Regions from separate parts of the Homo sapiens genome. Here region 1 is linked to region 2. The links are chromatin contacts, found by Hi-C or POLR2A ChIA-PET in ENCODE. All regions are on one chromosome and are shown on one strand. Each heading gives the region's core, a stretch centred on a gene start or an enhancer-like site at or near the end of the contact. The rest is flanking DNA. Distances are from core to core; before and after follow the strand shown. Region 1 has its middle 4.6 kb from the start of LINC01987. Region 2 overlaps LOC105371908 (a long non-coding RNA gene).

What was found. Hi-C counts contacts between places; a loop is a spot of excess contacts on that map. ChIA-PET counts read pairs that join two places held with the same protein, here RNA polymerase II (POLR2A). Pooled maps may share reads with other maps.
Region 1: a loop to region 2 is called in a pooled map, with 2.1 times the contacts of the local background. The contact joins two enhancer-like sites. A Hi-C loop is called at or near these places in 1 of 168 maps with a recorded cell type or tissue (heart right ventricle) and 3 of 50 pooled maps. POLR2A ChIA-PET finds 5 or more read pairs at or near these places in 4 of 52 experiments (B cell, H1, HEK293 and 1 more).

The regions. Positions count from the first base shown.
Region 1 is chr17:77,730,267-77,736,069 of GRCh38, forward strand. No RefSeq gene overlaps it. Among named protein-coding and RNA genes, the nearest start is that of LINC01987, 4.6 kb to the left of the region's middle. Within about 2 kb of position 4,150, at least 20 of the 41 ENCODE cell types and tissues checked have a DNase peak (open chromatin) inside an H3K27ac peak, as active enhancers do.
Region 2 is chr17:77,795,201-77,800,818 of GRCh38, forward strand. LOC105371908 (a long non-coding RNA gene) reads right to left here. Exons shown (of 4, transcript XR_935001.2): 3 at 3,893-4,068; 4 at 2,456-3,586. Among named protein-coding and RNA genes, the nearest start is that of LINC01987, 69 kb to the left of the region's middle. RefSeq lists enhancers at 1,679-2,178, 3,456-3,956, 3,957-4,457. Within about 2 kb of position 1,356, at least 2 of the 41 ENCODE cell types and tissues checked have a DNase peak (open chromatin) inside an H3K27ac peak, as active enhancers do.

The DNA.
Region 1 (5,803 bases), core at 2,900-5,399, 62 kb before region 2:
ATGCAAAGAAGCAGGAACTAGGCTCTACAGCCAGAAGAAAAGCAGTTCATAGAAACAAACCAGTAAATGACAAAGATCATAAGTTTAGTACACAAGGGCCTTAAAGCAACTATTATAAAAATAATGTATATGTTCAAGAAAGTAGAGGTAAACATAAACATGATGAGAGAAATAGAAGATAACATATATATTTTAAATCTAAATAAAACTTTTAAAAGTAAAAAGAAAACTGAGATGAAAAATATTGTGGATGGGATCAACAACAGATTAGACACAGAAGAAGAAGGAATAGTTAAATTGAAGACATAAGAATAGAAACAATTCAAAAGGAACTTTAGGGAGAAAAATAATTGAAAAAATAAACAAAACATTAGTGAAGTGCAGGACAACATCAAACAATGTAATGTATGTATAGTTAACATCCCAGAAGGAGCAGAGAGAGAGAGAAAAGGACAGAAGAAAATTAATGACAAAAAATTTAATATGTGATGAAATCAATAAACCACAGATCCAAGAAAATCAATGAAGCTCAAGACAAGAAAACATGAAGAAAACCACACCAAGCCACCACATAATCAAATCATGAATAACCAGTAATAAAGAAAAAAACCTTGAAAGCAGCCAAAGAAAAAAGGATGGATAAATAAATTATGTTTATCTAATAATAAATACACAGGAAAAATATAAAAATGACAGCAGACTTCTCATCAGAAACAACACAAATCATAAGACATTGGAGCTAAAGTTCAGAAAGGGTGAGCAAATATCAATTTAAAACAATACCTTGTGAAAATAGCTTTTTAAATGAAGGTAAAATGGAGAATTTTCCAGGCATAAACAGAAATAATTTATTACCAGCAAACAAGCACCATACAAATTTTTTAAGGAAGTCCTTCAGGTAGAAGGAAAATGATATCAGATGGAAATTTATATCTACACAAAGGAATCAAAGATATCAGAAATGGAAAATATTTGCAAAATATAAAAATAACAATTTTCTTATGTTTTAAATCTCTTTAAAAGATAACCAAGACAAAAATAACAACAATAACAAGATATTGGAGTTTATCACATACTTTTGAGATTCATACATGCTGTTTCACATATCAACAGTTTGCTATTTTTATTGCTGAGTAATATTCCAATCTGTGAATATACCATAATTTGTTTATCCATTCACTAGTTGATGGAAGCTTTAGATGTTTCCAGTTTGCAGCTGTAATGAACAAAGCTGCTGTAAATATTCACATACAGTTTTATGGGGGCATATGCTTTCATTCCTCTTGGGTAAAAACTGGGGAGTAAAACTGCTGGGTTGTATGATAAGCGTATGTTAACTTTTTAAGAAACTGCCAAACTGCACCATGGAATGTCTGCACCATTTTGCATTCTCCCCAGAAGTACATGAGAGTTCCAGTTGCTCCACATTAACACCAAAACTTGGTATTCCCAGGCCTAGCACAGTGGCTCATGTCTGTAATCCCAGCACTTTGGGAGGCCGAGGTGGACCGATTACTTGAGGTCAGGAGTTTGAGACCAGCTTAGCCAACATGGTGAAACCCCATCTCTACTAAAAATATGAAAAATTAGCCAGGTATGATTGTCCATGCCTGTAATCCCTGCTACTCAGAAGGCTGAGGCATGAAAATTGCTTGAGGCTGGGAGGCGGAGGTTGCAGTGAGCCAGGATCGCACCATTGCACTCCAGCCCAGGCAACAGAGGGAAACGGTCTCAAAAAACAAAAACAAAAAAAACTTGGTATTACCAGTCTTTTGAACTTCAGTTGCTTTAATGCACATATGAATTTTGTATATGTGTTTTAATGTTCTTGCTTCACTGTGGCTTTAATGTGCATTTCCCCAATAACTAGGGATGTTGAGCATCATTTCATGTGCTTGCCATTCATATATCTTCTGTGGTCAAGAATCTGCTTAAATCTTTCCCCCATTCATGGGGTAGGGTGTTAACCGCTTTATCGTTGAGTTATAAGAGTTCTTTGTACATTCTGAGCACAAATCATTTATCAGAGATATGTTTTTCAAATGTTTCCCTCCAGTCTGTGTTTGTCTTTTCACAGTGAGGGGCAAAATTTTCAGTTTTGTTAAAATATGACTGATCAATTTTTTCCTTTTGTAGTTTGTGCTTTATGTGTCCCATCTTTGCCTAAGCCAAGGTTACTAAGATTTTCTTCCTATGTTTTCTTCTAAAATTTGTATATCTTTAGCACTTATATTTAGATTTAAAAATCCATTTCAAGCTTTTGTATATAAGGTGAGTTAGGAATTGAGGCTTTAAAAAAATATGGTTATCCAGTTGATTCAGAACTATTTGGTGAAAAGACTATATTGAATTTATTTGGCATGTATGTATTAATAGAAGTAAAATATATGACAATAGCACAAATGCTAGGAGAGGGAGAACTGAAAAGACATTGCTTTAGGGTTCTTAAATCATACACAAAGCAGCATAACATTATTTGAAGGTAGACTTCGATTAAAAGGTGTGTTATGTAAACTTAAAAGCAATGATTTTTTTAATAAGGTATAGTTAATAAGGCAACAGAGAAGATTACATGGAATCATAAAAAATACCAAATCTGTCAAAACAAGGCAGAAATGAAAGGAAAAGAAAACAAAGAACAGATGGGACAAATATAAAACAAATAGCAAGATGGGCAGATTTAAACCCAACCATAGTAATAGTCACATTAAACGTGAATAACCTAAACACCTCAGTTAAAAGGCAGAGATTGTTCTGCGAGGGTGGGAGTAGAGAAACACTGTATCATTCAATCCCTGGTAACCAAAATTCAACAAGAGACATGGTAAGGTCAAGATATAATGTTTAAGAAATTATCTGTGTCATACTGGTGGGACAGCCACATCAAATCTAGTCCTAAATCCCCTGGTGGAACAGCCACATCAAATCTAGTCCTGAGTCCCTTGGCAGCAGAGATACAGCAAGCTAAATAACCACCTCCACCTTCCCACCATCTTTTCCCCAGAAAGCAGGGAAGAGAAACCTTGTCTTCAGATTCCCAAATGATTAACTGGGGAGAGAAGGGGGTCTGTGGTCAGTAGGTGAGACTCTATCTGCAGACTTTCCATGAAAATACTTGATAGAGGTTAAGTTGGAGAGAGGGGAATGTTAAATTGGAAATTCAAAGTTGGTCTTTCTGTAGCTCAAGCCATGACACGAACCCAAACAATGTTCATAATGATTCTCTCAGTAACCATATAAGAAGAATGACTGTATCACCCAGCAAAGCAGACCCTGGAAACAATTCTTTTTTTAATCTAGTACTCAAACGAAAGGTAGATGAATTCAGATTTTTGTAGCAGTCCATCTTTGAACTCCAGGTTGGTCAAATTGCCTTTCTCTGAGCTTCCCCAGCTTTCTCTGCTCTGCTCCACACCCAGCACCACATACACTACCTTGAGGTGATTTTGACATCATACTTGTGCACATCTGAGCTCCATGCTCTGTGACACGGGGGATGGTCTTACTCAGAACAGCAACCCCAGGGCTTTGACCAGAGCCTGACACATGCATGGCAGAGGCTCAGTAAATATCCCTTGACTGATTGACACCCTCAATGTAGGGTTTGTGTTCGTTTCTCTTCCTGGGGCTCAATAAGAATAATGCATGTGGATTTAGGCTGCAGCCAAAACAATGGAAGTAGAACGTTAGGGTGATCATTGCAGCAAAAGTTGTTTGGTCTTTGTTTTTTGTTTTGTTTCATTTTTGAAGCACGGGGCCAGTTGCTGAAGACAAGAGCAGCCCTGATCAACAGAACATTCTGCAATGATGGCAACACCCTACCCGCACCATCCAGGGTGGCAACCACCAGCCACTGGTGGCTGCTGAGCACTTGAGATGGCAAACGAGGAACTGAATTTTACATTTTCTTTCATTTCATCTCATTTAGGCTTAAATAGCTGCATGTGACTAGTGGTTTCTGCACTGGATGGCACAGCCCTGGAGGCTGTCCCCTTCCTCGGTGTGCTCCTACCGGTGGGGCCTGATGAATGTTGGGGGGAGGGGACAGACACCCCCATCTGTTGAACTGGCAAGTGCGGGCGGGGGAGAGGAGGAATTGACCTCCAAACAGCTGGCTTTGTTCTAGGCAGAGTACCATTCCCCCATCTCCCACCACCTCCCCAGGCCCTGGCACGTGGCACTGCGTTGGACACTTGGCACATAGGACTTCTCTGCGTGCCAACTCCCCCGCCTGCCTTCCTCCCTCCTTAATTAACTCTGCAGCAGCAACTTTGTTTCCCTTTGCCAAGATCGGGAGAGGGTCCTGGCATGTGCCAGCAGGGCTGAGAGCACAGGAACAGACCCGCACGGCCTGGCTCCACCCCCTCGCTGGGCTCTAGGAGCCTCCCCAGCCCACCAGAGAGCCTCGGGTCCCAGGCAGGCCACTGGCAGGCCACTGACAGTCCCTGGGCTTTGCCTGTGAGTTAAGCCGGGAGTTGAGTAATTGCTGGCTGGGTTCTGGCTCCTCCCAGGATTCAGCTGGGGGCTAGAAGATGTCTCCATCCCGGGAAACCTGGCAGTCAGCCCAGGGGGCGGGGCTGAGCGGGAGTGGGGGAAGGAGGCCCCTGGGCAGCTCGGTGCCTCTCTCCCCACTCTGCCCTCCCGTCTCTGATGGGCACCAGCGCTCCCTGCTGAGAGAAGCTCCAGCTTGGGAGACGCCTGTGTTTCTCTCTAATAACCAGGGGGCTCCTACCTGCCCTGCCTGCCCTGCTAAACTTCCCGCTGCCCCTCCAGCCTAGGTCTTGCCACAGAGGCATCTGGTCGTCAGCACAGACCAGGCCCACCTGAGGGGGTTGACAGACATGCAGATTTCCAGGCCCAAACCCGGCTATTGCCACCCAACCATCTGGAACAGAACTGGGGACTCTGCATGTTTAACCATCCCCCACGGCGATCCTGGGACTGGCCACCCTGTAGCTCCCAGCTAGGCAGGGGCCAGGCTGCAAGGGGCCCTGCCTCAGCTCCTGCAGGCCGCAGAGGTACCGACTGGTCAACAGAAGCCCGGGGGTCGAAAAGGGACCTCCCCATGCCTGCTGGTTAGAAGATAAAGACGAAGAGTCTCTCTTTGGCTCACAGCCAGGATGAGGAGTCCGTAGGTAGAAGGAGGAGTCTCACAGTCCCTCCCCTGCCCCTAAGCCTCTGCAGAAGTGAGGATCCTGCTCTGAGGAGGAGGATCTACCCAGCAAGGGCCATGCCAGTATTTAACAGCCCAGCCTCCCTTCCTCCAGTGCAGGGCAAGCCTGTCTGCGCTTGCTTCCCCCTCAGGGATGATGTAGAAAAACCCTGTGACCCTGGCCCCTCCAGTCCTGCAGGTGGTCGGGAAGCCCTGCCTGCTTCTGGCCCAGTCCCTGGCTGGAGCTGGAGGCCCTGTTCAATGGGCAGGTGCTGCGTGGAAGACAAGGAACCTCTTCACACGGAGGGCACTCCAGCCTGCCAGGCCCAGCCTGCCCTGGGCGAGCAGCCTCCCTCCCTCCCTCCCCGCCCACTGCTCTCCCCTTAAATGGCCCCTGATGGGTGTCTGCAAACTGGAGCTGAATAAAAATAAACACTACAGAGTGCCTGGCACAGGGAAGGCTCTCTAATATTTGTGAAAAAGGGAGGGAGGGAGGAGGGGAGGGGAGGTCAAGGGAGGGAGGGATGGAGGGAGGCGGGGAGGTCGGATGGGGGAGAAGAGAAGGGGAGGAGAAGGATGGGAAGAGGAGAAGGGGAATGGAGGGGAGGAGAGAAAGGAAGAGAGAGGAGTGGGGAGGTGGCAGGAGGAAAA
Region 2 (5,618 bases), core at 106-2,605:
GAGACCAAAGGGGGTCTTGGGATTCCTAAGGGCATTTAGCCCAACCTAAGGATTTGAAAATGTACCTGCCGGACATGGAGAAACTGGCACCTTGGGTGTTTTAAAGGACAAATTGTAGGTACACAGGAAAAGAGAAGTGGGAGGGGCATAGAGGCAGGATATTGTAGAAGTAAGTGCTGATGAATGTGGGAGGGTCAACTGTGGGCAGTCTGTAGTGCAGGTGACGGTGGACTATACAGGCTAAGGCAGGGAGCGGCAGGAGACAAGGCCGGGAGAGTCACTGGGGTCTGGGGAAGGTCAGAAGGAGCCTTGAATGGCATACTCAGGATTCGATCTCCCTCCAATAGGCAAAGGGTGCCACCAAAGGGCTCTGAGCTGGGTGAGCGGCTTTGATTTAGAGTTTCCAGAAATGGCTCCGGCATCAGGGCATGAAGGAGGATTAACACCAAAGGCACAAAGTTTGGGACCTGAACTAGGACATTGGTATTAGGAAGAGAAAAGAGACAAATATCTAAGAAATATTTAAAAGATGTAACTGGCCAGACCAGGCATCAGAGTCAACATGGTGGGCAAGGAAGAGCTGCCATTGTGTGTCTCCCGGATATGGGCTCTGATCTCCAGGTCAGAGAAAACTGCAGGCTGGCCTCAGTAGATCCCAGAGGCAGAAGCGACATCCACCAAGCCTGCCTCACTGGGCTGGAGCAGCCTGGCATCTGTGCACCAGCCTCCTGCTGACCTCTCACCGGCTGTCAGGACAGCCCAGGGCAGAGAGGTGACATCCAGGCTACCCGAGGCAGCAGGTCAAACCCAGCTAAGTAACTAAATAAAGATATGATTGTAATGATGATTAAATATGAAGCACCTCATTAATTTCATGTGAGAGGTGGGGAAAACACAAGATAGCCCTTCCTCGAAACTCATTGTTTGCCTGGCCCTGAGACATCCCCACGCGATGTCTTGTTGGGTCTAATTTAAGTATGTACATTTAATGGTTCAGTAAGTAAAATTGCCTTTATTGTTTGGAATGGTTTTTGCAATAATTTATGGGCTTGGCTGGTTCATTTGACGGGTCCCTATGATGGAGTACGTGTCGGCCCTGAAGCGGGTATTTATATAAAGCACTCAGGGAGAATTCAGCCCTGCGGCCCTGAACATCATATTCCCAGGCAGCAAGGGAGACTGGTGGAGGCCACCCTGACCCGGGAGAGGCAGCTGCATACACCCAGGACCGCTGCAGCTTTGGGCACCCTGGAGGGTTGAGGGGCAGGAGCCCAGTGAGCCTAAACCCTTTATTCTTTGGTTCTGAAGTGCCCTGGCAGTGCAACTTGGCACACAGAAACTGGAAAGAATGAGAAGCACTCGGAATGGGCAAAAACCTAGATGTTTTCCCACCCACTTGCCCTGGCCGCCAAGGCCTGAGTCATCCATCACCCACTTTCTGACCCAGCCTGCATCTTGGTCCTCCTCCTTGGATTCTGGGAGGAGAGGGGAGGTTTCCATTGCTAGCCCCAACCCTGGCAAACACTCCACACCCATGCCTGCTGGGGGCAGCTGGGGACAGCTGGGAATGGGGAAACTCATCCACAGAGAATAAAGGGCCAGCAAGTGATGAGTGGACATGACCAGCAAATGGGCCAGGCCCAGGAATGGATCCTGACCCAGTCTGAGGAGGGGCCAGGGCCGGGGCAGGGGCCAGCTGGAGGACCAGAGGGAGGGTCCAGATGGGACCCAGGGTGTCCATCTCACTGGGGACGAGGCAAACGCAGCTACCATGAGAAGATGGAGGTCTGGGAGGCAGGGCCCCGAGGCTCTTCCACACATGATGGATTTACTAGGTGGGGGGATAGAGTAGGTTGTAGCAGAAATTTGATCCTCTTTCATTTTGCCCTGGGGTAACTGGTGAACAGTCTTGAGCTCCTGCCAGCTGGAGCCAAAGAGGGGGAGCTCAGGGACGGCAGGTCGTTTTATGCCGTTGATCAATTCCTTGACCCTGCCCCTCCATTCTTTTTCCATCTCCTCCCCCTGTACTTTTGAGCCCTCCTCACTCTTGAAAAAAAAAAAAAGCCAGTACTGGAAATTAAAATTGGGTAGACAGAGAACCATTTACCGCTTTGATTACCTAACTTCTTTCTTGAGCCGATGGTAAACTAGCCCAAGTTTAAAATATCCCACCTTTGGGCCTGGAGCTGTGGCTCCCACCTTGGGAGGCCAAGGCAGGCAGATCATTTGAGATCAGGAGTTTGAGACCAGGCTAACCAACGTGGTGAAACCCCATCTCTACTAAAAATACAAAAATTAGCCGGGTGTGGTGACCCATTCCTGTAATCCCAGCTACTCAGGAGGCTAAGGCAGGAGAATCACTTGAGCCCGGGAGGTGGAGGTTGCAGTGAGCCGAGATCACGCCACAGCACTCCAGCCCAGGTGACAGAGTGAGACTCCATCTCAAAAAAAAAAATCAAATAAAAAAATAAAACATCCCACCTTTAAAGGGCACAGACATTTTTAATCTGGTCTCAATGATGCTGCTACTGGCACACAGCAAATGGGTGGTGCCTCCAGAGGGAAGGACGGCAAGTGTGGTCCGGGAGCTGATAAGATGCCTCCCTCCCTGCACTCAGCTCCGGCCAGCAGCCTCCTTATTCTGGGAGGGGGCTTCTGTGGACTCCACTGAGCCCCCCACACTCTGTCCATGTTCAGGTTCACCGACAGCATCAGGTTCCATTCCTCCCTCTGCCTCCCCTTCCTCCCCTCATGATTGACCCTGTGGTGAGAGAGGGTGGTGACTCAAGATGCACAACACCTCTCGATTTTCCACTGAGCATGCACTGTGTGGACTATCTAAAGTCAATGTGTGCTTCCAGACCAGCATAATCGCACCCACGGCCCTCCCTACCCCGCATAAAACAGGGGTACTCCAGGGGGAAGCTGCTTATCTGCGATTTGGCCTTGGAAAAGTGCATTTCAGAGAGGAAAGCAAACCACTGTCCAAGCTGCGTCCCATGCTCAACAGATAAACGCCCCAGGCTTCTATCTGATGCTGAGCTGTGGATAGAGGAAGGAAACTGTCCTAAAATGAAGCGGTCTCTGTCTTTGCTTCTAGCTCACTTCTCCTTGTGGGGAGATGGGCCCCTCAAAACAGACTGATAACCACCAATTTTGCCACAATCCACTCTAACAGAGACAAGGACCTTGGCTATCCATCAAGGGCTCACTCACTTCCTGGCCATGGAGTCCATTTGGGTGGATTTTCTCATCTGTGCAGCCCACAGCTGGGCTCCCCAGAAGGCAGACTTTGAGACGAGGAGTTGACTGCAAGTCATTGAATTGGGAGAGGAATCCAGGAGTGGGGACAGGAGATGAGGACAGGAAGGCAACCAATAAAAATGCCTTATTCATACAATTATCACCATGATCGCCAGGCGCTCCATCCCGCTTGGGAGCTCCGGCAGACAGCACAAGCTACGGTGGTGCACCAATGGCCTGCGCACACCTGGCTGAGGGTTGCTCCCAGGTACTCACTCATCAGTACTGTCTCCTGCACCTCCACCTGGTGGGATCCTGCTTCACGGACTGAGTCCCAGGTGTTCTAAATAACAGAGGTGAAGATCAATGGGACATGAGGCATTGGGGTGGGGGTACTAGCAGGGTCTGCTACACCATTTCATAGAGAGGAGAGGAAAGGTCAGCTGCGATTTGGCCAAGGCCATGCAGCTCTTCATGGCCAACAGGAGACTCCAACTCCAAGGCCCAAACCCTCATGACTCTGTCAAAAGGCCTCCAGCCTGGCAACTCTCCCAGTTGAGCCATTGTCAATGGGTTCCCCACAGGACCCGGGGTCCCAGGTTAGAGGGATTAGCAACACTCCTGCTGTGAACACATCCCCCTCCATCACCTGACCCCGTGGAGAGCCACACAGGGGAAGGCTCCAACCAGTGCCTCAGGCAAAATCGAGGAGGTGGCCGGAGGCTGACGTTGAAAACCCTGTGGTCTCCCAGCAAAGATCCGAAGAGTTGACTGAGCGAAGATCTGGCAAGTGCTGGTGACGGGAGAGGTTGGATTCTTCACACGCTGCCGGTAGGAATGGAAAGTCGTGTAGCCAACCAAATTGTAAAATGGAAAATCATTTGGTTGTTCCCCAATAAGTTAAACATAGACTTGCCGTAAGATCCAGCAATTTCACTCCTAGAAATATACCCCGCAAAGGCCGGGCGCGGTGGCTCATGCCTGTAATCCCAGCACTGTGGGAGGCCAAGGCGGGTGGATCACGAGGTCAGGAGTTCAAGACCAGCCTGGGCAAGATGGTGAAACCCCATCTCTACTAAAAATACAAAAATTAGCCAGGTGCGGTGGCAGGTGCCTGTAATCCCAGCTACTTGGGAGGCTGAGGCAGGAGAATTGCTTGAACCTGGGGGACGGAGGTTGCAGTGAGCCAAGATCAAGCACTGCACTCCAGCCTGGGGACAGAGTGAGGCTCTGTGTCAAAAATAAATAAAATAAAATAACAAACAAACAAGAAATATACCCCCCCAGAATGAAGACAGGGGTTCAAACAAAAACTTGTCCACAGATGTGTGTAGCAGCACCAAACAACCCAAATGTCCATCAACTGATGGACGGACAAACAAAATGTGGTGTAGTCATAATACGAGCAAACGCAATTTCAGCCATAAAAAGTCATAAAGCAGCCCAGCACAGCGGCAACTCCTGTAATCCCAGCACTTTGGGAGGCCAAGGCGGGCGGATCACTTGAGGTCAGGAGTTCCAGACCAGCCTGGCCAACATGGTGAAACCCCGTCTCTGTTAAAACTACGAAAGTTAGCTGGGCATGGTGGCACGTGCCTGTAATCCAAGCTACTCTGGAGGTTTAGACTTCAGCCTGAGCGACACAGTGAGACTCCATCTCAAAAAAACCAAAAAGGAATGAAATACTGATACATGCTATAACATGGGTAAATTCTGAAGACACCATGCTCAGTGAAAGAAGCCAGACACAAAAGGCCTCCTACTGCCGATTCCATTCATATGAAACGTCCAGAATAGGCAAATCCACAGACAGAAAGCAGATTGGTGGTTGCCTAGGGCTGCGGAGGTGGGGCGGGGCGGGGGGTGGGGGGTGGTGGGAAAAAGAAATGAGGTGTAATTGCTTAATGGGCACAAGTTTCCTTTTGGGGTGATGAAAATGTTTTGGAATTAGGAATGGCAGTTGCCCAGCACTGTGAATGTACTAATTGCTACTGAAGTATCACTTTCAAACGGTTAAAATGATACATTTTAGGTAATGCATATTTTGTCATAAAAAAAATAGCCACCCATCCTCTACCCCAGGAGAAGGGAGGAGCGGTATTGAGATTATAAACATTTACTGCAAATAATTCAAAAGGGGCAGTTAAGAAACATGTGAGCAATCGGGACTCTTTTTCATGTCCCACATAGAGCCTGGGGAAAATCTGAACCAATAACAATAAAATAATAAGGCCTAACAGCTGTGGGAATACGATTGTCTCTTGGGCTCACATGTGGATAATCGAGAGTTAACTCTTAATAAAATAATAAAACGCAGGAGCAGTGGGAATAAAGATTACCTCCTTAGCCAACTGCCAGAGACCATATTCAGAAAA